Linked DNA regions of Mus musculus: regions 2, 3 and 4 are each linked to region 1. The links are chromatin loops, found by intact Hi-C in ENCODE. Cell type or tissue: heart. All regions are shown on one strand. Region 1 has its middle 8.0 kb from the start of Gm19497. Region 2 has its middle 5.0 kb from the start of Chit1. Region 3 has its middle 9.7 kb from the start of Adora1. Region 4 holds the start of Gm32267 (a long non-coding RNA gene).

Region 1 (8,000 bases):
ACTTGGTTCTGGAAGAAGTAAACCTGAGAGGGAGTCGCCTACCTACTCTCTGCTCCTCTCAGAACGGGTCTCTTGAAACCCTTCTGGTGCCAAGTGCCAGGCTAAACACTTAACATTGCCTTGAAATGATGGAAGCTGCACGTGTGGCTTCCAGTCAGGGAAAAAGGGAAGCGGCTGAGATGAATATACGCCAAATTCTGACTGCCCCAACTCCAGAGTGAGCTGACGATGCCCTGGAGAGTATTCTATGATGGAATGTGGAGATGTGCGAGTCTTGAAGATCTGGCACCAGGGGGGGTGCTGGAGAAGGGGGAGGGGAAGGGACACTTATGGAGGGGTCTGCCCAAACCACAACTGCCTTTCAATTTTGACTGTTAGCAACTCAGCTACGTCAACTGTACTAATTCTTTGGGATTGCTTCTACAGATGCCCTATAGAAGCAACTTAAGAGAGGGAGGATTTAGTGTGCCTCTTGGTTTCATGGGCTCTCACTCTACCACGGGAGGGAGAAACTCAGTTCATGGCACAGAGTGTGTGGCGAAAGGCTGTTCACATCACAGCAGACCAGGAAGCAGAGAGCAACGCAGGAAGCAATATGTCGTTCAAAGGCACACTCCTAGGACCTGCCTCTGCCTAGGCTCTACGTCCTGATGGTTCCATAGCTTCCCAAAGCAGCACCGCCAGCTGCAGAACAAGTATTCAAATGGGAGCCTGAGAAGGACAATCCCAACCAGCACAGCCCGCCCCAGCCTCCAGAGCCCACCCCCAGCCTCTAGAGCCCACCCCCAGCCTCCAGAGGTTTTCGGGCTTCTCACATGTTTTAACCCAATTTCAAAAGCCTTTAAAAAATATATAATTATATATTTTATATATAATCATATTATATATAATAAGTATATATTTATGAGTGTGTGTGTGTGTGTGTGTGTGTGTGTGTATGGTTTCTCTGTGTAGCCCTGACTATCCTAGTACTCACTCTGTAGACCAGGCTGGCCTGGCATCTCAGAGATCCACCTGCCTCTGCCACTGAGTGCTGAGGTGTGTGCCATCCCCTGCTCAACTCGAACTTCAAGAGTCTTAACAATCCCAAGACCTTTCAGAAGACCAAAGTTCAAAGACTCTCCTGGGACTCAAGACAACCTTCTAGCCATGAGGCCCTGTGAGTGAAAAGGATGCTGCCCGGTTTCAGTCTATAGTCCAGGGGGAACATCCTGTTCCTAAAAGAGGAATGGGGATGTAAGGGGAGAACTGGAACTAAGGCAAAACCAACTCCCAGCAGGGGGAATGTCAACTCCTGTAGCTGCATGCCCAGCATTTAGGACAGCATACATGATGTGATTTCCAATGGACTTTAGCTGCCCTGGCCATAGTCCTTATAATGCTTGCAGTGCATACGGTCTCTTTATTTGAGTCATGCTCCTTAGAAAGTCTATGTTCCTGGCATCTGCAGCATCACAGGGTCTCCATTGCAGCTCAGACTTTCTCTCCATTGCTTCGTGCCTAGACATCCAGACCTCTTCCACAGCATAACTACATGTCGCCTGGCCACACAGACTTTTCTCTGGAACCTTGCAGGAAACCTCCATCACCCCAAAACTCTTGCATTCTTCATACCTAGAAAACTAGCATGGTGTATACAATGCCGAGTTCTACTGCTGGCCTGAGTGGTAGCTGGGCTTCCTTGGATTATGGCTACAGAGGTCTCTGAGTGCCTAGGCAGCTGAACCCAGGAAAAGCTGCCCTTAGGCACACCCTTGTGAGTAGGGCACCCCATTGGCATGCTCTCTTTAAAGAAGTCTTTCAAATGAGTTTGCAGTTTTACACCCTGAATCCTGTTTGAAGTCTCACTAATTCTGCAGCGCCCTGAGGAACCGTCCTATTGTCTTAGTACAAAGTGCCCAGTTTCCTCTACTGTTGTTGTTAACAGTTAGTTTCTTTATCTATAACCTTAAACAGCCATGGCTAAACTATGTGCTTCTTGCATCCTTCTGCTCTGAAATTATTTTTAATCCTGATTTTCACTGTAAACCGTCCCCAAAGCAGCCAGCCATGCCACAGCCCGTATGCTATCTTGATATTTCCTCCACCGAATTATCTATTACATTTCACCTTAGCCTCACTTCAAATTTCAGAACATGGGAAAAATATACATAAAACCTTTGCCATCCTTTAATGCAAATGGCTTCTAGTCCAAATTCCTTGAGTCCCTGTTCACATTCAAAACCTCAAGAGAGCTGAGCATGATGGCACACGCCTTCAATCTCAGCACTCGAGAGGAAGTGTCAGGCACATCACTGTGAGTTCCAGCCCAGCCTTGTCTACACAGTAAGTTCCAGGACAGCCAGGGCTATAGAGACTCTGTTTAAAAAACAAAACCAGCCAACCAAACCTCATGAACCAGACCTGCACTGTTTGTCTTTGCATTGGCACGGGGTGGGGGTGGAGGTCTACTGACCCCCACCAGAGTCACCCACCAAGGTATCACTAGGGGTTCTTTAGTCTGCATCTCCAAACCCCTGCAAACGCTCCCTGCAATCCAGTCTGAAAGATCTATGCACCACACGGTCAGACTTAATCCTAACAGTGTCCCCTTTTCCCTGACACTAATGTGCAGGGTTAGGTACCTTCCCTTGTTGCGTTGGCACCTGAAAGACTTAAGAAAAGAACGATTTGAGCCGGGCGTGGTGGCGCACGCCTTTAATCCCAGCACTTGGGAGGCAGAGGCAGGCAGATTTCTGAGTTCGAGGCCAGCCTGGTCTACAAAGTGAGTTCCAGGACAGCCAGAGCTACACAGAGAAACCCTGTCTCAAAAAACCAAAAAAAAAAAAAAAAAAAAAAAAAAAAAAAAAAAAAGAACGATTTGGTTCAGGGTTTCAGTCCATCCATTCAGGGCAGTAGCAGGGTATGGAAGGAGCTGTTCACAGAGCAGCAGACCAAGGAGCAGAGGGCAGGGTAGGAACCAGGCGCTGCGTATAACCTTCAAAGCTCCACCCTAAATGACCTGCTTCTGCCAGCTAGATGGTCCCTTCTAAAGGTTCCACAAGCATCCCAGAATAGTAGTACCAGGTGAGGGGCAAGTATTTATAGAATGAGTCTGTGGAGGCCATTTTAGACTTAGAATATAATGCCAACTAAGACAGGTAAAGAGAACAAGGAAAGCCACACTTCCCTCAGTTTGACACTCAATCCATCCTGCTTGCGGTTTTTCAACTAAAATTCCCTCTTTGCTATTAAACGTGTGGTGGGGGCTGCGCGGGGGGGGGGGGGGGGCTTTCTTACCGTGACATTCATTGGATAACAACAGAAACAACAGCCCAAAGGCCAGACGTTACAAACTGAGAAAGAGCTGGCAAGATGAGCACAGGTCTGGCTGGGATGCTGAGGGCTATGAAGTGGGACACAGTAGTCTAGAGGGGGGCAGTGATCGGGCCATGGACAACACCCAAATATGGAAGGAAGCTTCAGATATGCTAGGCAACAGAAAATGGCCGGACCACAGAGAGCATTTGAAGCAACGAGGCAGGATGCCATGCAGGAATCAAATCACCTACTGTCTGGAGTGAGAGTTTGGTTTCTTAAAAATCCAGCTATGCCGGGCGTGGTGGCGCACGCCTTTAATCCCAGCACTCGGGAGGCAGAGGCAGGCAGATTTCTGAATTTGAGGCCAGCCTGGTCTACAAAGTGAGTTCCAGGATAGCCAGGGCTATACAGAGAAACCCTGTCTCGAAAAACCAAAACAACAACAAAAAATCCCAGCTATGTTATGGGAACATGTTTCTGTTTTAATCCCAGGTGTGGGGTAGGAGGCTGCTTCAGATTACCCACAGCAGCAGACTATTTGCCTCGTGATCCAGGAGCGGTGTGGGGGGGGGGGGGGGTGATTCCTGCTAGCTGCAGATAGTTTCATTCTGGGGATTCTAGAATGCCAGAGCCACCAGAGGGGCCAGGAGCTCTGAAGATGGGGTGGGGGAGGGGGAGGAAGCTGTTGCTGCTGCTGCTGCTGCTGATGATGGTGGTCATGGTGGTGGTGGTGGTGGTGGTGGTGGTGGTGGTGGTGGTAGTGGTGGTGGTGGTGGTTGATGGTAGTTCCTGGTTGCTGTTTTTGCAGTTTAACAAGAAGTTTGAGATATCCTGATAAGATGAAGATTTGACTTGCCCCAAGGAACTATGCTCCTATCCAGCAGGAACTAGCATAAACAAGCTATGCCCCCTTTCTTCTCTAACCTACCTGGTGTTGAGATGTTGGAAGGGATTGGAGTGGAGAAGGGTGATAGATATAAAAATCCAATAAAATAGACTAAAAACAAATATGCCTACACTGCCTGAATTTTCTCTTTCAGACTCAAGTAGCCAAATACTTTAACTACCACCATACGAAGGGCAGCTCTCTGTAGCCACGCTGTTTTGCCTTTGGCCACAAGGGGCAGTATCGCACTTTACATGGTTCGACTCCAGACCCTTTCAAAGGCTTCCATGGCTGCCAGCTATCTCCCATGTGTGTTCTAATTCAGCGGTTCTCAGTTAGGTCCCTTAACAGCAGCAAAATGACAGTTGCAACTTGGTAATGAAATAGCAACGAAATAATGCTAGGGCTGGGGGTCACCACAACATGAGGAACTGCATTAAAGGGTCACAGCTTTAGAAAGGTTGAGAAACACTGTCAACAGAAGACCCAGTGTCCCCAGTAGCCTTTTGTGCAGGCAAAAGCAAGTAAGGTCTGTGGGCCTCAGCTCAGAATCTTGTTCTGTTTTGAGACAGTCTCGTTATGTTACCCAGACCAGCCTTGAACTCCCGGCTTGAATGACCCTCTTACCTCACCGTCCTAAGTAGGTAGGATTACAGGAACCACTATTCCCAGCTTTTCAGAGTACTTGTTTGATTGTCTGGTTTGAACAGCATCTTAAATGCAGTCCAGGATAGTTCCATAATTAAACAAATTAGTGTGATATCAAAATGTAAGCCATAAAATTTACATATAATGCATATATTTCTTCATTACTACAATTTACAAAACTCACCTAGAGGCCTATTGACTAAAGTTAACTTCAAATATTTGCTGAGTGCAAAAGGCATGTTGAGGTCTTTTCAATAAATGCAGTGTAATATAAAAATATCTGTGATCTCAAGCCATGTGTTACAGCACACATCCATAGTCCAAGCCCTCGGGAGATAATAGCATGATGGTCAGGAGAGCAAGGCTAGCCTCGGAGTTCAAGGCAAGCCTGGGCTACATGAGAGCCAGTCTCAAAAGAGCAAAACTCAAATCCAGGATTTTCAGTTCAAGGGGAGGACCCTTGAGTGCTTCTGTGTTTGTTGCTTGAGTTGTTCTGTGTTGTTTCTGTGTTGTAGCACAGAAATGAAGGCTGTGTTAAAGTCTGATTAGCTACGTGAAGCTCTGTCTTCTGATGCAAATGCACAGACCTTATCTGGGGGGTTCAGGAAAAGCAGAGACTCCGAGCACAGGAGAGATGCTGGAAGAAAGCACCAGGCAGGGACTGTTCCTCTCCGTGGGCACAGCTCAATCCCTTGACAAACTGGCGATGCGATGCACACAGCAGCCCCTGAGTAAGGTAAGAACCTTGAAGCTGCTGCGCTTCAACTGGGAAAGAGCCAGAGAGCTCTCAGGGTCTTTGCTATGGAGTCAGGTAGGGACTCAGAGTCATTTTTGTCTTAACAATGTAAAAGATAGTGCTCATTCTAAAACTCACAAGGCAGTTTGATAGAAGTACCAAGTAAAGTATATGGATAAAATCTTATTTTTTATTTCTCCTGCTTCTCCTCCTCCTCTTCTTCTTCCTCCTCCTGTATGATGAGGACCAGTGTGACCAAGGAAGCAATAGGAGTGGCCTGAGCGTTCTTTATTTCCTGACTAAGCCACTCATTCTACTATGCACCCAGGTGCTGATGCCACCCACAGCTGAAATGTCATCAGGAAACTAATGGTCCCATGTGGACCTCAAACTTTCCCAGAAGGTTCCACCTCAGTCATCCAGATAGGAGCTAATAAATGTGACTTCAGCCACCAGTTGAGACCCTAGGTATCTCAAGCCCCCAAATCGTGTTCACACGGAGCCAATACATTGCTCAATTATGCAGCCGCACAAGCTTTCTCTCCTGAAAACTAGTTCATGCCCTGGGGACAAAGCCCACAAGAGGAGCAAGAAGGACTACTCTGCAGACAGAGCCAAGGCTTTGCTGTAGCACGGCCCTGGGAGCAGAGGAAGGGAGACTACAGGCAAATGGCTCGGAAGGACAAAGGGCCCAGCAACCACACCCAGCCACCCTGGGCCCCAACAGGAATTGCGAACGCGGAAGACAAACAAGCTGTTTCCACCTAAGTCTGGGCTGCTGGGCACACGGCATGGACAAAGGGCACAATTACACTGGAAAATGGGTCGGAGTCCCTGACTGGAGCAAGGAGGAAAACTGAATGGCAAGTGTTGAATCTCCGTAGGTCCACAGAGGATCAACAACAGCTTTGGACTTGTAGTCTATCTCAACCCCGCCTCTCCTTCCCAGCTGTCCTGTTGAGCCTTGGGTCTTGATGAGATTAGATTCTAGAGACAGGCTGAGAAAACAGAGGAGTGCCATGGGCTTCAGGCTTGGCCAGCAGTTTTAGGAGGAGATGGGAGCCAGATAAGAGCCATAATAGCTGGGTACTCAGAAGGTGGAACTAAAGATGTTGCATATCAAGAACCAGAAAGCCCAAGTCCCCAAGCAGAACGGAGCATATCAGGGCTCAGGGCACACAGCTCCCTGCCTAATGATAAAAGTAATTCAGGAGCAGAGGACTTCTGACAACATGGACGTGGATCCTGTGCAACCCAGCCGCAAGGTCACCGTGTCCATGAAGATCATGGTCCCGCCCCCAACTGTCTGGGCCCATGCATTGGTCAGCTGTGCTGAGAACTGTGCCCAGCTTCTGTGTGGAGTCTGGCTACTGTTGCCTTTACCTTCCACCTTCACCAGGACAGGTTCCAGGAAGCCTTTGCTTTCTCACGTCACTAACTCTGAGGTCTAGATCAGTCTGGCAAGACCCAGTCCCATACCGGTGCTCCAGCAGCATCAGGGATTGCCAAGGGAGCAGCTGCTGCCGATCTCACATCAATGAGTAGGAGCTGTCTCTGTCTCTCATGGTGGGACATCTCCATAATAAAGAAAAGGCTCAGATGCTGAGCAGCCAAACACATGGCAGATAATTTTTTTTCCAGGAAATCTCTGGATGGGGGTTGCGAGGTGCCACCCAAAGGGCTGAGTAAGAGACACCACCAGGATGTAGAGAATCCATATGGGTGTGGGGAGCTGTCACCTACAAATTCCTGCCTCCTTGAAGTGCAGAGACGATTGCCTCTGGTGGGAACTGTGCACTGCTTTGAGGCTGATTTCAAACACTCATCAGTGTTCATCTCCCACGGCTGGCCTGACAAAGCCTCAACAAATAAGGTGGTCTAGCAATGTTTAGAATTTATCTACTCTGTTGTTTATCCTGGAGGCCAGAAGTACACAATGTGCTTGCAGAGCTGTGCTTTTTCTGGAGGTCTTGGAATCCATCTCCTTTGCCTCTTCCGGTTCCCAGCAGGTCCTGGCAGTGCTTGGTTTGCAGCTCTTCTCCTGTCTCCATCTCCATCTAGAATCTTCTCTTTGTCCCTCTGGTAATCTCTGCTAAGACACGGGGCACAGCTTCAAGGAGCTCCCTGATTCAGGATGCTCTCATCCAAGGCTTTCGGTAATTACATTTGCAAAGACAGTGTCTCCGATGAGCTCATGCTCTAATGGTCTGGGTGACTGTGGGCACGGAGTCAGGTCTTATGCAGCCCATGATACCATCCCACAAGAACTTTCCTAAGGAGGGCTGAAAGATCTTTGTGGGGGATTTTATATGTATGTTCCTACAGTTTGAGCACCACAAACCCAGGCTACCTTCTGCTAGCTGACAAGAAAAAAAAAAACGATAAAGTGGGCATTCTATAACCGAATGCCGCCCCCCTTTGGGTTGGTGT
Region 2 (8,000 bases), 53 kb after region 1:
CTGCTATGATGGGGAGCAAATGGTTAATTTCATCTTAAACTTCCCAAGTCACAATCTATCACTGAGGGAAGTCAGGGTAGGAAGTAAAGCAGGAAACTGGAGGTAGAAATGGAAGTGAAGATTACGGAGAAACAGTGCTTCCTGGCTTTCTCTTTGGCTTGCTCAGCCTTCTTTCTTGTACTGACTGCTCCAACCATTTGCCTAGGGGTGACACCACCCACAGTGGGCTTGGCCTCTCACATTAATCATTAATCAAGAAGATACCCTACAAGCTCACCTACAGACAATCAGATAGAAACGTTTTCTTAATTGAAGGACCTCTTCCCAAATAACTTTAGCTTGTGTCAAGTTGACAAAAAAACTAGCCAACATCAAAGGCTAAGGTGAAAGAATATGGCAGAGAAAAGGGATAGGCAATATCAAATGGGTGTTGTTTGTTTCTTCCTTTCTTTTTAAGAGGGTCTCACTATGTAGCTCTGCCTGTCCTGGAACTCACTCTTTAGACCACCAAGCTGGCCTTGAACTCATAAAGATCTACCTGCCTGTCTCTTCCAAGTACTAGGATTAAAGGTATCTGCCACTATGCTTGGCTCAGGGGTGAGTTTAGTCTGGGTAGGCAGAGACCATCTCATGAACTCAAGACTCTAAGTAGGAAGGCAGAAGGATTCTAATAAGAAGCATTCAGTGGAAAGACATCAGGCCAGAACAGTGTGGCTGGAGATGGAAGAACAAGAGAGGAAAATCACAAAGCAGGGCCATGTGAAGACACAGGCGTTTTCTCTCAGTGTGTGAAGGAGTCACAACACATGACATATTCTTAAGGGATCGTGTCTGACAGCTGTGATGGGAACAGATGAAGTGGGACAAGGGTGAAGACAGACAGAGATCAGGGAGGTATCGGTAAACAGTGGTAGTATAGACAGTGACTTGAGTTGGGCTGTTGTTGAACAGGAATCAGGAGCCCACTGCTATTTTGAAAGGGAACCCCACAGGATAGTGTGTGTCCATGAGACCCATGGCATGCAGTCTCTTAATCATGTAAGGGTCACTTTGATGTCCCACTTTGCACATTGGAAAACTCACATTTTGGAGAGCTTGAGAAAAATCACTTAGCTAGCAAATTCCATAACTAGGCCTGGCTTAAGCCAAATCTTCTGCTGAGAACAGCCTGGAGTACCCCCCCCCCAACACACACACACACACACACACACACACACACACACACCTGCTCCTGTGCACAACAGCTCTGTGTCACTGGGCTGTACATAGGTAGGAGCACAAGACGAGTAAGGTCCAGTTTTTGACCCTGAAAAGCATGGTTTGGAGAAGGAGATCCAGGTAATGAAAAATAATATTAGGTAAACAGATGGGGCCTTAGAGATGATGAAGAGACAGGCCACATGCCCACGGTGGGGAGGAGAGAGAAGACATTTGGAAGGATGTACCAAGTGGAGATGGAGTAGGCTTTGCACAAGATAAGATTTGGGCAAACATCCCTGGATGGCCCAGCCACTCAGAGGGGTGAACCCAGCATTTGGGTTGGAAAGAACATGGGCAGGCCTGGAGCCAGCAGTCAGAGGCCAGGGAGCCACTACAGGTTCTGAAGGTACAATGGGGTGGGGATGGGAGAGTGTGAGGTGTCAGGCCTGAGTTTCCCAAAGAACTCTCCTTCCGTGGAGGGCAGACACGAGGGCAGAGAGGCCCCTTTCCCTGTAGACAATGCCCTTCCCAGAAGATCTTCTATAACAGAGAGAGTGAGCGCATGCTTCCAGGAAATACACAGTGCTCTCCCCCAGCTTGTGTGCATGTGTGTGATGGTCTATAAATACATTCAGACAGGCTTTGGCTGGAGTCTCTGCACCCTGAGGGCATTGACTCTGGCTCTGGCTCTGGCTCTGGCTCTGCCTCTGCCTCTGCCTCTGCCTCTTGGCTCCTGAGCTGCCTTTGTCGCAGCAGCAATAGCATTACCCAGAAGGCTATGGGGGAGGCGGGCAGGAATGTAATTGTCATATCCTGGGCCCACTTAGGACATCCAAGCAAACATTTCACTTTAAGAGCCTGTTAAGGATAAGCTGACTCCACAGTGGGTTGGGAGGGGAACCCTAGCCAGTGGTCCCAGGTCCATTCTGGGTAGAGATAGAGAAGGAGGGCAGGGTGACTTTACCATGTCTGATTCCATGAACCTTTATCCTTTGAATCCTAGTAGTGGAAGGAAAGAGACAGACAGACACAAAGACATTGAATTTTTCTTTTTACACTGAGGAGTGGTGGTGACTGGTGAAATGGTTCAGCAGGTCAAGTTGTGTATTGCAAGCCTCATGGCTTGCATTCAATCCCAGCTGATTTCTATAGGTTGTTCTCTGACCTCCATAAACTCAGTTTGACACTGGAAGACCTGCATGCACACACACACACACACACACACACACACACACACACACACCATCATAATCACCATTTAATTACAAATATGTGTCTGTGTACATGTGCATACATGCTGCCTCCCAGGCACAGGCATGCCTCATGCTTGCGCTGTAATCCTCTCTTGCTATGGCTATGGCATGCCCAGCTACTTGTCAGGCTAAGGTAAGAGAATGGCTTAAGCCCTGGGGTTGGAGGCTAGCCTGAGCAACATGGTGAGGCTTGCCATTTCTCCCGCAATTGTCTCTGCAACTGCATGGCTAGAGAGCTGCAGCCAACAGATTTGGAACTCAGAACTCACAGTCCTAGAGTGCACCAAGGTCACACACAGTAGGGTGCTGTCGCAGGCACTGGCTTTGGAAGCCTATCTTCTTGGATGACAGCACATCAGGAAAGGTGTGTGGTGAAGGCTGAGAGGCATCTTCAGATCTTCTCCACGCCTTTGACATCCTCTGAGGACACTGTGCCCAGTGGGCGCTTCATCGTGGGGAGAGGAGAGGAGAGGAGAGGAGAGGAGAGGAGAGGAGAGGAGAGGAGAGGAGAGGAGAGGAGAGGAGAGGAGAGGAGCACTCAGGAAAGCAGAAGTGGTCTGCGGCAGGGACTAGCATTGACCAGGATCTGCTTGGAGACAGTGACTGTAAACCTGCCATCTGGGGACATGGAAACCACCTAGTACCTGCCAACGATGAGAGCCACGATGATTTGGACACTGTGCTCTCAGGGCTGTTCAACGCATATCCTCTCTTTTGTTCTGTCAAGGTGTCTGAAGTGTTTAGTGACTGATGTCTCCATCAATCAGGGAAAGAAGGTGGGGGCTTGAGCAGCTGCTGTGTGCGCAGTGCTGAGGACTTAGATGCGGCAGAGTTAAGGCACCTTTCCCCGATCTCCCACACACATCACACACCTCTCATGTGTGAAGTGACCCTCCTGGAAGCCCTTCCCTCTGCCTTGCTGGGCCTCCCTGGGAAGAATGGATGCCCTAAGCTGACAAATGCCCAGCACCCCAGGCTATGATGTAGGACAGGGTGTAGTCTCAGGGTTTCATCCCCAGCACCCAGCCTGTGTGCACACACTTATACACTCTCCCTACACCAGCCTTTTAGACATATTTGCACACTCACCACACGGGATTACAGTAGCAGTCTGTTGTACACCTGTCTCCTGCATATGTGGTTGCCTGAGAGCCAAGCCTGTAGATGTTAGCCAGGTAGTGTAATCTGAAGGTGGAAACAAAACAAGCTACAGAGTTATTAAGCCAAGACCCGACCTGCTGTTCCTCAGGAAGTTGGGACAGCAGAGGGAGGGGCAGAGGCCACTTAAGGAACTAGTTTAGGCTCGACCTGAGAATTTAAATCTACAGGTGTGGGCAGTGCACTGGTTGTTTACACAAGTTTCTCTGAGCTCACCTTTCTGCTCTTCCTTGCAAAATCAGTTTATGTTCAAAATTATGGCAAACTGTAAAGCCCTGAATTATCAGGCCTACCATGTGAGCCACCAGACCCTGAAGGACAGGAGTAATAGTGTAGCCATCTCCTGTCACCTGCTTGGACACAGGGTAAAGGGTGAAGGTCTGGGTTACATCACCTCCTCTGGAGGCCACTGGACTGATCCTCTCCAACACCTGACCCTGGTCAGGACTTCCTCCAGGGCTTTTCTTCCACAGGGTTATGGTTCAATGACCTCTTGTTCTATAGGTTCCTGCCCATGCCCCATTTTGAAGAGGAATTCAAGATGACCCTTCCGTCAGTGTCCAGGGAGAGGGGATGGGTTCAGGAGGGGCAAAAAAGCAGTGGAGAGGGGCCTGGTCAACCTTTCTTGCCTGCCTCTCAGATTATGCCCATCCTAGATGAATGTCCCTCATGGGAATCATTCATAGATCCCTCTCCTGCAGAAGGTATCTGCGCACATGTTCTCTGTCTCTGCAGAAGGGGACCTGGCCCTGACTCCACAGTTCCCTTCTCCAAGATTTGGGATCATCCTGGTGGTCACAGCCAGAGTCCAGGATTTAGGCTGACTCCCCTGCACACAGACAGGGTTATACATGCACACACACACACACACACACACACACACACACACACACACAGAGAGAGAGAGAGAGAGAGAGAGAGAGAGAGAGAGACTCCCAATCACAAACACTCTCAGAGGAAGTCAGAGTGGGAAATAGTGATTGTCTTTATAAATAAACATCCAGGCTCAGTTCAGACTTCTTGGAACGACAGGTTCCTTTTCTGGGCTGAGTCACACCTGGCCTGGAGCGTACCTATTCAGACAGGTCCCTCCCCATCAAGTGCCGCTTGGGACCAAAATGGAGGTCTTCCTCCCCCTGCTGGTCACTTTGAGAACATACCCCAAGATGGGCCCATTAAAAGCTGGGAAAAGTCTCACTCTATGGAGAAGATGAAGGATGTAGGCGCCCAGTGATCTCTTTCTTTTTATTTTAGGAGGCAACAGTGAGTTCTGCCCATCCTTCCAAAGTTAGGCGTCCTCTCTCTGCTGTATGAAAGAGATGCTGGTGTTCAAAGTGCTCACAGAGAGTTACAGGCAGCTCATGTGTCAGCCTCCTTCCAGATCTTGCCCTATCAGCCAACACTCCTCTTTTCATTTAAAAGTTATCATCATCACCATCACCATCACCATCATCATCACCTCCACCACTACCACCACCAACACCACTATTATTTATTTGTTTGCACATATCTGTGAGGACCAGAAGACAACACTTGGAGCCAATTCTCTCTTCTCACCATGGACCCTGGGAATTCATCTCAAGTTTTCAGGCTTGGTAAGCAAATGCCTTCAAGTTCAGGTTACTCACCGAACCATAGCCCTACTCCCCGGCACTTTTCATTTTAGTTTATTTACAGTGTACGTGTTTGTATGTGTGCGCTCACATAAACATAACACAGTGGAAGGGCGAGGGGTCAGAGAAAACTTTGGTTCTCTACTTCCGTCGTGCGGGTCCCAAAGTCCTTTCTGCCATGTGGGCCCCAAGTATCAAACTCGTCATCAGGTTACCTTAGGCATCTTTATCTACTAAACCATCTCACTTGCACCAACTCCCTTCTTAATTCCACCCCATCCCGGCCAGCTCTGAACCATTTCCCTATTCCAATCCCATTCTGCCAGGAACAGCTGAGGTGAGCAGACATCGATCATTGCTGACTGACTACTCATGAGGTGGGTGGAGACAGGAATCCACAGAAAAAGCCCCTAACAGACCAAGGGCCTGTAGGGGGTACTTAAGTCTGGGACAAGAGGTTGTGACATCTCTCCCATGAAGAAGCTTCCATCCAAGGGCAGTGGGGTTGGGGGGCACCCCAGATGACCAGGGAGCACTGAAGTGCATATCACATACCCAGGGCATGGCTGGAGGTCACGTAGAATCTCCTCAGAGAGCGTGGGCCAGGCCTGTCTTTACCAGGGGACTCCTGGGCACCTTCCCTCTGTGCTCAGCATGCCCAGGGCCATGAGGCCGCTCGTGTCTCACACAGTCGGGACAGAGCACACGTGCTGCTTTTCATGGGACTGGCTGTTTGGTCTCTGCTCGCTGGACCTTCATCATCAGTAAGTGCTTTGACTGAGTTAGGGGCTGGCTCTCCCCACTCCTATCTAGTCCTGGCTACCTGCAGCATGGGCTCCAAGTTGGGACGTCATATTACCTCTCCAGGGACCTTTGTAGGCTGTGTGTCTGCTGGAGTGAGTGACACGCAATCCTCAAGGCTCCTGTTGTCACCTAGGAGAGGGTTTCTTTTGGTCACCTTTCCTCCTTGGTTCTCTCGTATAGTCAAGAGCCACCCTAGAATAGATCAACCTGACACCCAGGGAACCCGGGGAAGATGCAGCCCAGTGATTACAGGACAAGGATCTGAAGCCATTGCCTGGGACCCGGGTCCCACTTCAGCAGATCAGTGTTATTTTGGGCAGCCAGAGCTCCATCTCTGAACCTCTGTTTCCCGACATATTGTCAGTCAGGAAAATAGTCCTTACGGCCTAGCGTTGTATAGAAACCGAATGCATCAGCACAGTGACATGGAGGAATGTGAGTACTATGTCAAAAACCAGGGTCCATAAAGGATAAACAGGATATTTTGCCAGAGTCTTAATTTTATCAGAGAGGGGGAGGGGCTCCCTTTGGAAGTAAACCAGAAAAATGTACAACTTCAAATAAATGTTGAAGAAGATATGACCTAAGAAAGATTTCTGGGCTCTACTCTAAACTTGTGAACAAGGATTGTCTGGCCAAAGGTTGATGTCTGCCTCTGGAAATCTTTAATAGACGCATGTGAGACTCTGATGCCCACCAAGAGCCGGCTCTGAGCCGAGAGTGCACAATATACTCCACTCTCGGCTTCTGCCCCTGGCTGGCTTTCAGATGCCTGAGACCCTTCTGAGAGCATCTCAGCACAGTGGATTCACCAGGGTAGCCTGCCTCAGGATCTGTTAAGTAGACTTAGTTACAGGTCCTTATAAGGGGTGGAGGGTATCTGTTCTCTAGATTCCCAATCAGCCCTCATAAGAAGTTTCTAGAGCCGGGCGTGGTGGCACACACCTTTAATCCCAGCACTTGGGAGGCAGAGGCAGGCAGATTTCTGAGTTGGAGGCCAGCCTGGTCTACAATGTGAGTTCCAGGACAGCCAGGGCTACACAGAGAAACCCTGTCTAGAAAAAAACAAACAAACAAACAAAAACAAAAAACAAAAAAGCTTTCTCTTAGGCCCGTGGCGCCCGCAAGATGGGCAAGTGTCGTGGTCTCCGAACTGCCCGGAAGCTCCGCAGTCACCGACAGGACCAGAAGTGGCATGATAGACAGTACAAGAAAGCCCACTTGGGCACAGCCCTGAAGGCCAATCCGTTTGGGGGCGCCTCTCATGCAAAGGGAATTGTGCTGGAAAAAGTAGGGGTTGAGGTCAAACAGCCAAATTCTGCCATCAGGAAGCGCGTCAGGGTGCAGCTCATTAAAAACGGCAAGAAGATCACAGCGTTCGTGCCCAATGATGGCTGCCTGAACTTCATTGAGGAAAATGATGAAGTTCCGGTTGCTGGATTTGGTCGAAAAGGTCATGCTGTAGGTGATGTTCCTGGAGTCCGCTTTAAGGTGGTTAAAGTAGCCAATGTTTCTCTGTTGGCTCTATACAAAGGCAAGAAAGAACGGCCAAGATCATAAAATTTGACAATGGAAACATAGGAATAAATTTTCATATTCTGAAAAAAAAAAGTTTCTAGCTGATTCTGGGAGTCTGGTGGGGTTAAAAGTAAGAGTATGACGATGGGAATGGTCATGGTGGCTCAAGAGAAGTCATCGCACATCCCAGACTATCTGGGTTTGGAAGAAGAGGGGCTGGGGGTGAGTGAGGGTGGGTGGGTGGGTGGAGGTGGGTGTTGTGTATGTATGTTCCAGACTCCACTACGTACTGTACGTACTGTGCTTCTGAGGCTCCAGTTAACAGTCTTCTCATGGTAAGATACATACATCTTCCAGTATTCCCCACCACACACACACACACACACACACACACACACACACACACACACAAAACCCTGGAGGACTACATTTCCCAGACTTCCATCCACTTAGG
Region 3 (8,000 bases), 190 kb after region 1:
GGGAGCAAGGAGGCTGGCCCGTATATCCCGCCCACCCACAGGAGGAAATCAGAAGGGAAAGCAGCCAGAAGGGAAGAGACACTTCAGGAAGAGTTGTTCTGAGTGGCCTCAGGAAGGGAAGCCATCATCTTGTGTGACAGGAAGGGAACGGAGGCCTGGAAGAATCCTGGTAGGAGGGGGTGGGTGGCTGAGGGTCTCTCCCAGGTTAAAGCTGCCGCAGGTAGCTAAGGGTGGAAGCCGTGGGTGCAAACTCGTCTCTGAAGGAGCTTGGCAGGCGAAAGAACAAAAGATGGATGGTTAGCTGCAGGAGAAGGAGGTCACAAAGAGGTTGGTTTTAGCTGGGGGAAGATCTGAGCATGCTCACAGCTTCAGTGAAGAAGGCAGCGGCAAGAAGAGATGAATCAGAGGGAGAGATGCTGAGCCCAGGGCAGGCTCTCCACACTACCTCTGCAAGCCCATGGGGACCTAAGCAGATACTGACAGCTCACCGGACTCAGCACTGTGCCTGACGCTCTACCTGCTCACAGACCTGGAAATCCCTGACTTTCCCCCATTCCCTAGGCCCCCGGTCCTTTGTTGAGTGTTTCCGGGATGCTCCCAGGCTTTTGTCTGAAGCGCACCTCTATTGATACGTAGCCAATAATTTGTCAACAACATTTCATGTCAATAAAAACTTGGTCTTGCCCCCGTTCTTGCTCCTCCTCCTCCTCTGGTGGCCAAAGCCCAGCCTGCACCACAGTCCTGTTCACCAGGTGCCAGTCATGGATTTCTTGGCTTCCCTGACTCTCTGTGTACCCAGAGGGGTCCTTCTGGAAGACTCACTGACCCTCCACCAGTCAAAAGAAAACAGACTGGCCCCACCACTGACAGACAAATGCCACCCTGGATAGCCCACTGTATGCTGAACAGCACAGCTTCCTGGACTCAACACCACCTGCAAGAAGTCAGGAAAAGGACTCTGCCTCCTCTCCCCTTCACTGGGCAGAAGGGGAAATCGAGGCAGGGAGGGATTTATGTGACTTCTGTTAGATGCTAGCTAGGCTGGCTTCCCAATTCTCTCCATGGCCCCCTCCTTTCCCACCCATCCATCGCTGCCCTTTGATAAGAAGAGGCCCTCCAGCACATCATGGAGAGCGGGCCCTCAGAATGTGGAAGGAGGGAGACAGGCTAAGGTTTTCACAGCAGTGTTACTCAAAATAGCTTCAGAGCAGAAACAAGCCAAATGTTCACCAACTAGAGTTACCAGAATACATTCAGGACATCCAGTTTAAAAACTGTTAACAGCTTTATTGGGAAATGGTTTATATAGTAGAAAGTTCACTCATTTAAAGTGTACAGGCCTCAGTTCTGAGACTGTATTTACAGAATTGTGCAACCATCAGCACCGTTTCTGTCTAGAACATTTTCATCATCTCCCTCTAAAAACCCTGTGCCCGTTAGCAACTACTACTCCCCCTCCCCAGCCCCAGGCAACACAAATCTTTGGGGGAGGGGGCAGGATTGAGACAGATTCTCACTGTATAACCCAGGCTAGCCTCAAGCTTGTGGTTCAACTCTTATGAATAGTTAAGATTAAAGGGCTGGGCAGTTCAGTGATAAACTGTTCCTTCTATAGAATTGCCTGTTGTGGATGCTCCTCAGTGGTCCTTTGTGACAGCTTCCTTTGAATACCTTAATGTTTCAAGGTCCATCTGAGTTGTAGCATGTATCAGTTCTCTCCTCCTCCTCCTCCTCTTCCTACTCCTCCTCCTCTTCCTCCTTCTCTTCCCCCTCCTCTTCCTCTTCCTCCACCTCCCCTTCTTCCTCCTCTTCCTCATTCTCCTCTTCTTCCTTCTCTTCTTCCTCCTTTTCCTCCTCCTCTTCTTCCTCCTTTTCCTCCTCTTCTTATTCCTCCTTTCCCCCCTCCTCCTCCTTCTCCTCCTCTTCTTCCACCTCCCCTTCTTCCTCTTCTTCCTCATCCTACTCTTCCTCCTCTTCCTCCTCCCCTTCCTCCTCCTCTTCTTCTTCCTCCTTTTCCTCCTCTTCTTCCTCCTCCTTTTCCCCTTCCTCCTCCTCCTCCTCCTCCTCTTATTCCTCATGCTCCTCCTTCAATTATTTGGAGGTCAGAGGGATAACTTCTGGGAGTCAGTTCTCTCCTTCCACCATGGTTTCTGAGGCTATAACTCAAAGTCATCAGGCTTCATGTGAAACTCCTTTAACCACCAGGCCATCTCATTAGCTCAATGCTTAGTTTCAATGGCTGGAGAAGACTTCATTTCATGGACAGTTCACATTTTGATTACCCAGTCTTCAGTATACACACACACACACACACACACACACACACATCAGAGCTCAGGGGACAGAAAAGCAATAGTAGCGATGAGCATAGTCACCTCACAGTGGTGCCTTAGTGTGGTGCCACGTGTACCAGTCTGAGGCACGAGGGCTGAAGACACTGAAGCCAGCAAAGTTTTCATCCTGTTAAGCTGAGCACCAACTGGGGTGGGGTTTGCTCAGCTGGGGCCCTGGGGCTGTGAGCCTGTCAGAAGGCCTACCACACACATTTTCATAGGCTGTGTTCCTCTCCAGCGGGCATGGAAGTCAGGCGTGCAGACACTGAGCCTCCTTCCTCACTCTGTGGAGTCCAAACCGGTCACACAGGCTCATTCCCTCTGCCTAGCCTGGCGCCCATTCCTGATCTTAAGCACAACTCTAAATGCCATTCTACAGACACTCCCTTCAAATCCACCTCACCTCAGTCCTGAACCTGGAAGAAATTCACACCCTGAGCAGGGCCACTTGCCTAAGGCCGGAAAAGAGAGATGACCTGAGAAAGATGGTCTGTGGCTGGGCAGACCATCGGTCCCCTCTATGGACCCACAGACCAGAAATTAACTCCTATTCCTAAAAGCCAGTCACTCGACCTGGTCGCTCGTGCTAGGGACAGAGGGGTCTTTCGATGTCTAGACGTCTTCATTTTCCCCTCCCCAGTACCCAGGGTGTCACTTGCAAGGCAAGCCCTCCACCACTGAGCTGTTTCGATCACCCCAAAGTTGGACAACCTCATCACACAGGGCCGGCGCGGCTCCCGGAGCAGACGGTCCAGAATGAGATTCAAGACAGCAGAACCACGTTATCTTTGTGGGTTCTTTAGCCCCTCGTGGCATCGCGGGTGACATGGCAATAATTCTCCCTTTTTGCAGCCTACAGAGGCTGAGGGAGGGCAGAGAGGCTACAGATCAACGTTCAGTGCCCTTGTCTGGAGCTCGGGGTCCCCCTGCTGGCGCACTGGAGCCTGGGCGGGGCTTTGAGCCGAAGGGCGGACACAATCAGGTGACAACTCTGGGGAACGTGGCGAATGAGGTGGAGCTGCTGGAACTCAGCTGGAAGGCCCAGGGGACCAGCCCTAGGAATGTCCAACAAATATGCCACCCCGATGGCGACTTTGGTCTCCTGGTGCCCAATCCAAATCCTTTGTTACCAGCCCCGCTGCTTCTTATGTTTGCAGGCAAAATCTCCTGAACATGCCCGAAGAGCATGTGTTGGGAGCCCTCCCTGCTCTGGGGAAATCTTCAAAGACGGGGTTCCCAGCACCGTCTGCTTCCGGCCAGCCTGCCTCAGGAGTGGTTCATCGCAGACCTTCCACCTCCAGTACTTCTGGGAACACCATGCGTCTGGGCACAGAACCCTAGGTCACCCAATTCTCCTCAAAGGCCTCCAGGGCCTAGTAAATTTGGCTCAAATGTCCCTAACTGGGAATGTGACCAGGAAGCCTCAGTTTTGCCGTCTATAAAATGCAAACTATCGACTTTTCTATGTGTGTGGCTGGGAGGATTTGGTGGTATTGTGAAGTTGGTCGCACTTGAGCATTTGACACACACCCCTAAGCACTGATGTTTGCATAGCTTTTTGGCCCTTCCCACCCTAACATGTAACTAATGGCAGGTAGGAGTTGTCCACGAGGAGTAGGGCACCGCCCTGCCACGTGTTTGAGATTTTCCCCACCTAGCCAACTCCTTGCTCTTCCACCCAGTCTACAACAGGAGGGGTGGCAGCTGTTTCCCTCGGCTGCCCAGTCTCTGACCCAGCCAAAGGCTGGCACAGCTGCTGGGGTGGCCCAAATGCTACACAAAGGACAGCTGGGGCTGAAGGAGGACAAAGATGGGCACCCTGCCTGATCAATGTGTTCCCTCACCCCGCAGCCCTCTAGACCTTTCGTAGCAGCCTGGGACCTCTGACCTCACTCTTGCCACAGCTGTGGGGAGGGGGCTGTCCTCTTGCACCCCTCTCCTTGTCCTCTGCTCTCTGGGCCTCCACCCCCCCCTTTCCCCTGTTCCCTCTGTCGCCCACATGCTGCCCAGCTGTCCCTGTCCCTGTGCTGGGCACTCCGCCCACCTGTAGCCCTCATGAATCGCCAGTGTTCACACTCTGACCCCTCAGCCTCCACCTGTTCCCCTCGGTCTGGGCGTCAGGGCTGTGTGGCCCCATCTGTTGTCCTCCGTCTAGGACTTAGGGCAAAGACTCCATTGCAAAGCTCCTAGCTCCCACCTGCCTAGGGTGGGTAGGAAGGCTCGGCTGAGAGACAGGATCTAATCCGGTGACTTCATCTTCTTTCTTCTCTGCCCAGGCCACCAACAATGTTCCAAACAACCTAGAACCTTCCCACCTGAAGAAAGTGAACAGCCCGCTCACTGCAGAAGGACCTTTGCATCTTTAAACACATTCTAATCTCATTTCTGTGGCAAGGCGCTTTAACAATGTACAATGGCAAACAGAAAAACAAGGCGTTGGGAAATTGCATGTATATGCGTGTGTGCATGTGTGTGCGCGCGCGCACTTGTGACTAAGTTATCTCCCAGCCAAGAAATCAAATTCTTTCTGTATCGTCTTTCTACCTTTTTTTTTTGGACAGGTACTCATGTTGCCCAGGCTGGCCTTGAACTCCTGATTATCTCTCAGCCTCCCAAGTGCTGGGATTGCAGATGTGTACCAGCAGTCCTGGACTGACTATACTTTTCTTGACAGTGAAGCCACTACAGTTCAGCTCAAATTCCCTTACCAATTCCCTACCCAGACCCTTCTGAGCACAGAGGGACCACCGTGAACGCTTTGGGGTATTTCCAAGCATTTGCCATATTTTGTACCACTTACATGCATAAGTTATATACACATATACATTATGGCACTCACAGGCTTGTGCAGGTATTGGCTTTTATTGTTCTTGAGGAAGTTGTAACCTACAAGTATTCTGCAAATGAGTTTGTTGTAAAAAACAAACAAAAAACAAAAAACAGACAAAAACAACAGCAATCACCCTACCTGGGCCAGTAAAATGACTCAGTGGATAAAATCACCTGCTGCCAAGCCGGACAGCCTGAGTTCAGTCCTCAAGCCCAGCATGGTGGAAAGAGAATTGACTCCTGAAAGTGATCCTCTGACCTCCACAAGAGCACGTGTGAGTGCACTTGCACACACGCGCGCACACACACACACCCACGTAACTGTAACCTTTATTTGCCTGATGTAATTGTCATCTCTGAGGCTTACTGCTTCACTCCGCTAACCAAGGCCCAGTTTCTAGCTTCTGCATAATCTTATCTAGGCCTAAAACGTTTTCAGCCTCTGAGACTCACTGCTGAGTTAGCTCACCCTTTCCTAATTCTTTCTGAGCTCTAACTGGCTGATTCAACTCAGCTATTCTGGCTTAAACTCCTCTCCCAGCTGACGTATTCAATCTGGCTCTCAGCCTCTGAATTGCTCTGCTTGGCCTCAAGCTAACTCTAGAAATCTGTTCTAAGTTCCCCTTCTCTGGCTTGTTCTGTCTTCACCTTCTTCTAGCTTGTTCTATCTTCAACCTGTCTCTGTTAAGCTCTCCCAGTAAACCTGCCTCCATCTCCCTTCGGGCTGCTTGTCTCTCCCTCTCAACTCCACTGCACTGCTCTCCACGAACTCTCCTGTATTCTTGTGCTGCACTCTCATCCTCCTGTCCCGGCTATCTCTCCCTTAAGTAGCTTCCCTTTCCTCTCTCTTCTCATGAGAATTGGATGGACACATCCTATTCTGTCGAATTTTTCGTCACTTTGTCTGCCACTCGATTAGACATCACTTTCAAACATGGGGGCTTCCTTCTACAAACTAACTTTACCTTGATTGTTTTGGATTAACAGTCAATACTAAGGGTATTCCAGCCAGAGGGACTAAAGGTATATGCTAAGGGCTGAGCCACACCCTAAAGAGAATCAGGTACAAATATCATTTAACTTACGCACACATGCACATACATACACACCAACAAATAAATGAATGTAAAAACAGATTTTATTTGTTTTTTCTTCTTCTTTTCTTTTCTTTCTTTCTTTTTTTTTTTTTTTTTTTTTTTTTTTTTTTTTTTTTTTTTTTGAGACAGGGTTTCTCTGTATAGCCCTGGCTGTCCTGGAACTCACTTTGTAGATCAGGCTGGCCTCGAACTCAGAAATCCGCCTGCCTCTGCCTCCCGAGTGCTGGGATTAAAGGCATGTGCAACTACGCCCGGCTCAAAAACAGATTTCAAAAGTCTGCCTGCCTACATCAGTGCATGCAGCTCTGCAGTCTCTTCAGATTCCACGTCCTCTCTCAGAACTGACAATGGCATTGGGCAGCATTTTGTTAGCCTCTCCTATTGACAGCCATTTACCCTATCGCTTGTGTCTCTATATCAAGTCTGAGCCATCTACAATCTAGTCCTTCCGGGTCCTACCTGGCGCTGTGTTTCTACTCCCTGAAAAGAAAAGGGGCTGCCATTTATACTGTTTCAGGATCATAAACATCCTCAGAGCATTTTAAAAAATAAAATTTTAATCACTCTCTTCCAAAATCTTGTAGCCTGGTGGGATGATTGCTCTTTCCACACAGAAGGGGACAAAGAGATTTGAAAAAAGAAAAGGGGGTGAGGGGTGGGGGAGTAAAGAGGAGGAAGAAGAAAAAGGAAGTAGAGAATATGCTTCATAAACTGGGCATTGTGGTGTAGGCCTTTAATCCAGTACTTAGGAGGCAGAGGCAGGCAGATCTCTGTGAGTTTGTTTGAGGCCAGCCTGATCTACAGAGTGAGACCCTAACTCAAAAACAAAACAACAAACAAGAACAAAAGAAGAATAGAAGGGGGAGAAAGAGGAGGAGGAGAAGGAGAAGAAGAAGGAGAAGGAGAAGTTTCATTATACCAGCACTGTCTGCCAGAAAGGAAACAGTTAAGTGAAACTTGGTGCGTCCACTCCGTGAAATATTATGGGATCATTAATTAAACTGATCATTATGAAGACTGTAGGAGCATGGAAAATGTCTCTATATTAAATTTTAAGACAGACTACAAAATTAAAATTCTGTTATGGTTACAAGTATGCAATAGGATGTATGCATACAAAGATAGGAGGGACAAAAATGGGATAGGTAAATGCACCCAGACTGGTTGGGCTCCTTGGTAGAATCCCTGGTGCATGGATACTGTTGTTTATTACAGATACAGTTGATTAACTGCTACAATCTGCCCATGTAACAGATGGCGAATATTTAAGTGAAATAGCAGTGGAAAGAAGAGAAGGGAAGGAAAGTGAGTAGAGGGTAGGGCAGGCTAGTGCTATGTCAACTTGATACAAGGTATAGTCATCAGAGAGGAAAGAGCATTAGTTGAGAAAATGCTACCTTAAAACTGAGCTATGTGCAAACCTGTAGGGCATTTTCTTAGTGATTGATGGTGCGGTGCTGCCCACTATGATCTCTATAAGAGACCATAACTCCTGATCTCTATAAGAGGCCAGTGTCTTGGGTTCTATAAGAAAGCAGGCTGATCAAGCCATGGGGAACAAGATAGTAAGCAGCACCCCTCTATAGCCTCTGCATCAGCTCCTGCCTCCAGGTCCCTGCCTTGTGTGACTTTTGGCCCTGACTTCCTTTGATGATGAACAGTGATGTGGAAGTGTAAGCCAAATAAACCCTTTCCTCCCCAAATAACTTTGACCATGGTGCTTTGTCACAGCAATAGCAAC
Region 4 (8,000 bases), 250 kb after region 1:
GGGCCGGCTGAGCCTGTGAAACCAGGACACCCGCCCTGGGGGCCGTGGCTAGTCCCGGAAGGCGGAGAGCATGTGTCCGTAGAGATAGTGGGAGTGAGCTATGAGAGAAGAGAGAGACAGGCTCTGTGAGTGGAGGTGGTTCCCGGGGTGGGCAGCAGGTAGGTGCGGCATGCAGCCAAGCACGAAGCGAAGCGGGAAGGGCAAGCCGGGCGATGCTGCAGCGAGGGAGCGGCGGCAGGGCGGTCCGGAGCGGCGGCAGGACGGGGCGAGCACAGCCACAGCCTGGCCCACTTACCCCGAGCCGGGGGCGCACCCCCGTCAGACCCGGGGCGGGAGGGTGGGGGGGGTCAGCAGGAGTAGGTCCGGACCGTAGAGGGCTCCAGTCTCTGCGCCCCCGCCGTCCCGGCTGGCAGGAGTCGGCAGCGGCGGGAGAACACACAGAGCGCGGGTTAGTGCGCGCCCCACCGCAGCGTTAGTGCAGCTCAGCCTCGGCCTCGCCCCTCTCCAGCCCGCTCGGCTCCAGGGTGCGGGGAGGAACCCATTACCAGCATGGCACTCACCTTCCGGCATGATCTTCTTAGGCGGGGCAGGTGGAGGCTGCAGCGGACCCAGCGTGGACACACGGAAGCCCGCCGGGAGGGTCTCCGCTGAGGTGCCCAACATGCCACCGCTATGGTGATCCCGAGGCCGGAAGCGTTTCCTCCAGGAGGGTGCTCGGCGGAACACCTTCTCTTCTCCCTGCACCAAGGGGCATATTGGAGTTGCCAGCCCAGTCCCTAAAGCTCTAAGGGGTACTACTTCTGAACTCCCCCTCTCTAGACCTTAGTGGTTTTGCGTGTAGGATAGATGGAGGCTGAAGATGATTTCAAGGGATCTCAAAGATCCAGCAGGAGGTTCCTCTCTCCTATCAGGTCTGGGCCAGCAGTGAACTCCATTGCTCTACCCACCCCAACCTCCCCAAACTGAGCTCAGACAGCCCACTGCTTTCCTAACATGTTTTTCTTTCCAGACTCTCTCCGGAAAGTCATGGGTCAGCCCCAGCACTGCTCTCCTGTCCTGCTGGGTCCTCAATATAAAATACTACCCAGGTTGCTAGAAAAGCAGTACCTGGGATGAAGACTTCTGGGATGCCCTTCTTGGTTCCTGCCACATTACTAGCAACATGACAGCTCCGGGCTTCAGTTTTCTTATCTTCAAAGTGTAAATTCCAACATCTGTCTAACCTATTTATTTCTCACGCTGCCTATCCCAGTGAGACCAGAACATACGGACAATGATAAGTCAGGTGGCCAGAGACAGGCTTCTCCAGAGGATACAGAGAGCAACCCTCACTATCTGCTCCCCATCAATGCCAACCTCCAAAATCACCTCTGCAGTGGGCTCCCAGAGCCTGAATCCCACAGGCTGCCCAACACTCCCCAGAGCCGCAGCTCACTGTCTTCCAGCCTGTGTTTTCAGAACTGCACAGGCCCCACGACACAGGTAGAGTGAGCAGGAACACGGCCACTGACCCCTGTTCTTGTCTCAATGACTCCTATCTCAGTCCCTCAGACTTCTCCACAGCAGACCACTTCTACCCAACCACAGACCTCCTCCTCCTCACAGCTTCCATTCTCTGGCTCTTCTGGCTCTCCTCCATTAGGCCAGCCACCACTCAGCCCTGGGGCAGGAGCTCTCATGACCCTCTAATCAAACAGCCAACAACAGCCAAGGCTCTGAATTCATATCCAGGTACTCACGTCATCCAATTTCCTGTCTGTGCCCAAGGCCAACAGGTTATTGAACTCTCTCTCCATCACTTGGCGGGCCTGAAACCCATAGGGTGAGAGGGAGAGAGAGGAGCTCTAGTTAACGATGCTATCTTACTCTTTTAAAATTTACATTAATTCAGTTTTTATATTATCACACATTATTCAGTGTGTATGTGTCTTTGCAAGCATATCTGCAACTATGCACTTCCTAGGTTGGAGAACAATCACAAAAGTTGCTTCTCTCTTTATGTAGGTCTCAGGGATGAAACTTAAGTCATCAGGCTTGGTGGCAAGTGCTTTAACTTGTTAAGCCAGCTTACCAGCCTCATCTTTTTCTTTTCTTTTCTATTTTACATGGGGTTTGGGGGAGGTACGTACACCACAGTAAATGCATGGGATCAGAGAATAACACACAAGAATTGGTGCTCTCCTACCATGTGGATTCTGGGGACTGAACTCACATTGTGATTGTGGCAAGCACCTTAATCACTGAGCCACCTCAGCATCCTCCTCATGGCATCTTTCAGCTGTTTCCCAGTGTCTAAGGGCAGAGACAGGGCAGGGGTCTAGTGTACTTAACCACTGGAAAGCTCACACATCTTCCCAAGGCTCCTGCTTCCAGCAAATCACTAAGAGTGCCCTACTAAAAGCCAAACTGCTAACCTTGGCATTCCTTCATAGAGGGCAAATTGGAGGGAAATATATTTTTAAAAATTGATCATGGAGCACACGAAGAGACAGGCTTTAGGTATTGGGAGGGGGGAACTATTTTCACTAACTGGACTCGGGGAGTTATCAATAACAAGAAAGAAAGAGGACTGGAACATGGGAGGGAGGCACTTGTGGAAACTGGAAAGAGGCTAAAGTAGACAAAAATGTTCAAAATAAATTATACAAATATATGCAAATATATGAGCAGATAAAAATTATTATTTTAAAAGCCTACATTTTGTCTCTAAAGGAGAAGTCATGGCTTGCTACCCTTTGGTGGGGGCAGAAGCAAGAGAGGCAAGCATGCACAGCACAGGAAACAAGCCTTCCTAGGAGGAAGGAAACCAACCTATCTCTGTCAGGTGGGTCAATTACAAACTTGAACTAAAAGAAGCCCAGTGGAGGATAGCGGGAGCCCTGAGCTGAGAGGCATGCACACATTTTTCTAGACTCCTTAAAATTACTGATTAGGGAAACTTCCAGAGTGGGTAGAGAGGTGGCTCAGCGGTTAAGGGTACTTGCTGCTCTCGCAGAGGGCCTGGGTTCAGTTCCTATCACCTAAAGCAGTCGGCTGACAACGGCCTATAACTCTAGTTCCAGGGAACCAGAAGCCTTCTCCTGGCCTCTGCAACACCAGCATACATATGATACACCTACATACATACATGCAGGCACCCACACATACACACACATATGCATATACACACATAAAATACAAAAGAAAGCAAGAAAAAAATAGAGGTCTTCAAAACTTTCTGTCACCAGATATTCTCAAGGTTGTTCATGGAGGCTTCCATACTGGGTCAGCTGGGTGATGGAGGCGCACACCTCTAATCCCAGGACCCCAGGAGGCAGAGGCAGGTGGATCTCTGAGTTTGAGGCCAACCTGGTCTACAGAGTGAGTTCCAGGACGGCCAGAGCTACATAGAGAAACCCTGTCTCAAAAAACAAAGAAGAAGAAGAAAAAGAGGAGGAAGAGGAGGAGAGATGAGGAAGGAAAGAAAAGAAAGAAGAAATATGCATTCTGATTTAGGAAGCAAAGAAAGAGAAAGTCCACTCCTGGGGGAAAATATCAACCACAGAGTTCTACAGGAATAGTGTTTGTCAGAAATGGCAATGTTATGTCTTACAAATGATCTAAAAAAAATATTTCAAATATCTTCTGAATAGTGAGGGTTAAATAGTTAGATCTCAACTGCAGAAGCCCTTCTGAGGGCGCTGGCGGGCAGGAAACCTGCAAATGGAGTTAGAGGTAGGCAAGTATAGGGAAATTGCATTTGGAAAAAATCCAAACTTTTACTGGAAAAGAAAGGTTCCAAGCTATGCGTTCTGACTGGTCAATAGGGGTCACAGCAAACAGTCTGCAAACACATTGGCCCTGTGGGCTGCCACTGTCCCCGAAGGCCAACACACCATCCAGAACCAAGAGACAACACAGCCCCACCCTCCCTCAAGCCAAAAAGTGTCTGCTCCCAGAATAGCCAGCACAGCTAGTGGCTGGGTTTCAAAAGCGATCTGACAGCTGCAAACAGTTCAGACAAGGGCAGCTAAAATGATCAGGGGCAGCAGCGAGACTGCACTAGGGAAGGCTAAAGGAATTAAGACCGGTCTGTCTGGAGAGACAAAGGCTTGGGCCCAGAGCAATATAATCAGAGTTTATGAAATTCACAGTTCTTACAAAAGGAGAAGCTGGTCAAATACAGAAAACCTCATCAACCGGAACTGTAGGGAAGAGGCGGGCCTTTCCCCAGGGGGAGCCTGCCAGAGGCATATTTAGGACAACTAAAATCAGGAAGTACTTAACACAACTGTGAGTACAGCTAGGATCCATTACCCACAGGAAGTCAGAGGGGCCAAAAATATAAATAGGGTCAAGAGAATTTAGATCTATCCTTGGGTAGCAGTTACAACAATAATTATGAAATGTAATTGAAGGAGACGTCTAATCTTTTGAGCTGCTGACAGGGAGACAAAGGCCTGCTGCGGAGAGTCTCTGGGCTGTGCTTACTGGTAATATTTAGTCTGCTGAAGCCTAGGGGCCCAGAAGCAGATCCCCAGGCTAGCAAACAAAAGAGATACAGGCTCTCAGGTCCCTGTGAGGCCTGAGGCTGTTTTTTCCCTGTGGAACGTTGGGCCGGAGAAGCAATTTAAGGAAAAGGAAAGTCACAAGCTTTGGCTATAAAATTGGCTTGGGAAGAGCTGAAGCAAACCCAGAGCTGGGTAAAGAAAAATATCTTACAAGGACCACTAAGGACACAGCTCGCCCTGGAGACACACACACACACACACACACACACACACACGGGAGGGATGGGGAAGGTGGTGACTGACTGAAGGGCTACACACACACACACACACACACACACACACACACACGAGGGGTGGGGAAGGTGGTGACTGACTGAGGGCTACCTGGGTGCTCTGTGTGGGGATCTGCAGAACCAAGGCCAGTGTGTTGTGGTCGAAGTTTTCATCCAGGGCCAGCAGGGCGCCATGCACACCACTCTCGTGTAGGTTTCCTGCATAGTCCCTTAGCCCTATAGACTGGACCCAGTGAACCACCTGGTCATTGGTCCAGACCAGCACATCTGGAGGACAGAGGAAGAAACAGACAAAAAGGAAGCATGCTGGCCCAGGCTCTTCACGGTGTAGAAATAAAATTTCCTAGACGCAGAGCCTCAGCCCATCCCTCACTTCCCACATCTTTCTGTCCTCCATGGCATCTGGGCTCCTTGAGCCAGCTCCACCTCACTGCATCTCCCAGAAGTCCCCGCATGGGCCATCCCCACCCCACCTCCACCCCCACTCCCCAACCCAAGGCCAAAGTGGCCTTGTTTTTTCAATTTTCAGAGTCTTACGTAAAACCTGCCTCTCTCTCACTCAATTCTCCCTCTCCCCCCAGATCATCAATTTCTACGAGCACACCAGTCCACAGCACCATCAGAGGGGTCGCATCTGTCTGCTTGGTGGCCCGTCTGAGGGAAGGGGAGCCACATGTGAGCACACATGGAATATATCTACTTTGTCACACAGGCTAACGTGAGTCTTCCCTGAGGCTCGCTGGAGCCCAGGCTGAGGGTGACGGCAACCTTACCCTTGATCTCATGCTGGCTCTCTTCCCGCCTCTTTTCCAGTTCCTTCCGGTCATAATTCAGCCTCTTCAGACACATGATGCCATACTGAAGACTGGTTCTGCAGACACACAGCACCTGAGCCAGGGCTTCAGTGTGGCTGCACTCCTGCCCATGGGGCCCCAATTCTGTACCAGCCATAGTGGGTACAGTGCACGCAGGCCCACTGCATGCACCACAGAGGATACTCCAGTCCCCCGCTTCCCCCGCCCTACCCCCGTGCTCCTGCTGCCATGGCTTGTACCTGATCTGAGGTCTGCTTGCATGCCCCACTTCAGCCAGGAAGGGCCTGTGCAGGCTAATTTTGACAGTCACCTTGGTAACTAACCTAGGTTAGTCAAAGGCACCTCTGCATTGTCTTCAAGGGCATTTCCAGGGGTGGTTAAGGGAGGTGGCGAGACCCATCCTGAGTATGGACGGCTCCATCCCACGGAGACCAGATGGAATGAAAGGGGAGGGCACAGCCTAAGGGCCCAGACATTCTCTCTGCTTTCCCCTTCACAACGAAGGGCTCAAAGAAGAAGCGAAAATCAATGCTTCCTCCTAAGCTGTGGCCTGACTGGTGGGAGGGCTTTGGATGACACGGACATGTCCCTTCTTCACAGGCGCTGAAGTAATAAAAATCATTGCCACTCACAAGTCAAAGGAAAGAGAAATCCAAGACACTCCGTATTACCGTTTTCCTCAGCCTTTTCTATAGCCTGTACATTGCCAACGGACTTGTTCCCTTTCCCGCCCAACTTGTTCTCTCTGCTGACATCACGCTGTCCCTCAAACACGGAAAGCTTCTGAGACCTGGGTGTCCCAGATCTTTGCACTGGTTGCTACGTCTGCCCAGAACATCCCACCCCCAATTTTCCAAATGGTGCAAGCCTGTAATCCAAGGCTCTTTCTTCACCTTTAAGTCTTTGCTCAGTCAGCAGGCTCCCACTACAGCACCACCTCCGCGCCACAGTAACTCCCACAGTAACTTGGTCTCATTTTCTCCTAGTTCCTTAACTGTCTTGTCTCACCAAGTCAGAATGTCCCCTTCCTGGGGACGGGACTGTTTAACTCACAGTCACAGATCTCTAGAGTGTCCTAGGTGCTCTGTAAGTGCTTAATGAGAAAATGAGGCAATTCTCCTAACTTATTAACTATACTAAGAGAGCAGCAGGCCGTGATAAGCAGAGAATGAACAGAGGACCTTGGGTTAGAAGGAGAACCATGGCCCTTAGTCCAAGCCTCTCCAAATCTAGGACTCACCCTACAGCACTTCCACAGTGCTGGCTGAGCAACAGTGTAACCCCTCCATGGCTGGGCAGGGGGACAAATTTACAGGGGGACAAATGTAAGGGTTCTGCCTTGAAAGGACCTCTTTCACCTTCTGGACTTGTCCCTCACACTGAGAAACGAAACAGAAGTCTTCTCCTAACTCCAACCCCTTTGAGATTAAATTATACAGGCTACTCGCAAAGCTCTTCTGCCTGGAACACTCACAGCTCAGAGATACATTTCTCGGCTGCCTGTATTGATGGCTCAAGCGGCTGTCTTAAGCTCTGGATGTCAAAGGCACATACAGCCCCTGCTGGGAAATGCCCCATACATTAGTCTCACTGTAATCTTTTACACAGTTCCTATGACTTTCACAGCTATTGTACAACATAGCAAAGCTATAAAGCCCTTGAAGTTAGGTCAAGATGGGTTTGAAAGCCAGCCCCGGCACAGCCTACCAGAGGGCAGCCGGCATCTGTAAGATGGAACCCCGCCTCTCTTTAAGGGTTGTACTGGGGATTAAAATTGACAATGAATGGAAGGGCCCAGGACATCTCAGGGACTCAAAAGGAGGACCACTGTTAGGAGGGTAGGTGTGACTGATGTGGGACAAGGATCTATAACAGTAGAACCCCACTCAATGGAGTATCCCGAGCCAAGAAGCACTGGGTGAGACGTGAAAAGATGAAAAAGATTAGCCGTCCAGCTGAGTGAGCAGACAGAAACAACCTGTCCTGGATTTGCTACCTCCGTTAGTAAATGCCCCTTCCTCGTCATAAAAATAATGGCTCCAAAACTGCCTTGGTGCAAGCCTGTAATCCAAGCTATTCCGTAGGCTAATGCAAGAGGACTCTCAAGTTCAAGTGTGATTACAGAATCAGTTCAAGACCAGACAACTTAGTGAGACCCTGTCTTAAAATACAAAACTGGCGGGGAGACCAGGCGCAGAGGCACATGCCTAGAAGTGGAGGCAGGAGGATCATGGTTATTATTACTATATAGAAAGTTTACAGCCATCCTAGGCTATATGAGACCTTGTTTCAAAAAAGGGAGGGGTACCTGGGATTATAACTCAGTGTTGGCATGTGTGATGGTTTGTATATTCTTGGGCCAGGGAGTGGCACCATTTGGAGGTGTGACCTGGTTGGAGTAG

The links. Peaks named below come from ENCODE experiments on the same cell type or tissue, not always from the same donor. Only the 100,000 strongest peaks of a DNase experiment are listed, where the experiment ranks them.
Region 2: it touches region 1 in a loop (6-fold over the local background); 38 of 42 quality-filtered maps call a loop at or near these places.
Region 3: it touches region 1 in a loop (3-fold over the local background); 4 of 42 quality-filtered maps call a loop at or near these places.
Region 4: it touches region 1 in a loop (2.4-fold over the local background); 2 of 42 quality-filtered maps call a loop at or near these places.

Annotation. Positions count from the first base shown.
Region 1 is chr1:134,048,988-134,056,987 of GRCm38, forward strand. No RefSeq gene overlaps it. Among named protein-coding and RNA genes, the nearest start is that of Gm19497, 8.0 kb to the right of the region's middle. In heart, no CTCF peak of the experiment used is centred here; DNase peaks (open chromatin) are centred at 4,414 and 6,274; H3K27ac peaks cover 2,082 bases; H3K27me3 peaks cover 517 bases.
Region 2 is chr1:134,102,212-134,110,211 of GRCm38, forward strand. It overlaps the pseudogene Gm8618. Among named protein-coding and RNA genes, the nearest start is that of Chit1, 5.0 kb to the right of the region's middle. In heart, a CTCF peak has its summit at 4,756 (motif pointing left); DNase peaks (open chromatin) are centred at 1,880, 3,360, 4,660 and 5,850; H3K27ac peaks cover 1,395 bases; H3K27me3 peaks cover 421 bases.
Region 3 is chr1:134,241,124-134,249,123 of GRCm38, forward strand. No RefSeq gene overlaps it. Among named protein-coding and RNA genes, the nearest start is that of Adora1, 9.7 kb to the left of the region's middle. In heart, a CTCF peak has its summit at 3,268 (motif pointing left); DNase peaks (open chromatin) are centred at 3,278 and 4,388; H3K4me3 peaks cover 252 bases; H3K27ac peaks cover 2,584 bases; H3K27me3 peaks cover 1,110 bases.
Region 4 is chr1:134,298,731-134,306,730 of GRCm38, forward strand. It overlaps Ppfia4 (protein tyrosine phosphatase, receptor type, f polypeptide (PTPRF), interacting protein (liprin), alpha 4), which reads right to left. Exons shown (of 29, transcript NM_001374777.1): 25 at 5,557-5,654; 26 at 4,875-5,050; 27 at 1,740-1,808; 28 at 561-738; 29 at 1-98. The coding sequence ends at 49. Gm32267 (a long non-coding RNA gene) reads left to right here and starts at 704. Exons shown (of 3, transcript XR_387416.3): 1 at 704-1,482; 2 at 2,713-2,824; 3 at 5,365-5,562. In heart, no CTCF peak of the experiment used is centred here; DNase peaks (open chromatin) are centred at 61, 441, 3,971 and 4,201; H3K4me3 peaks cover 1,040 bases; H3K27ac peaks cover 2,795 bases; H3K27me3 peaks cover 616 bases.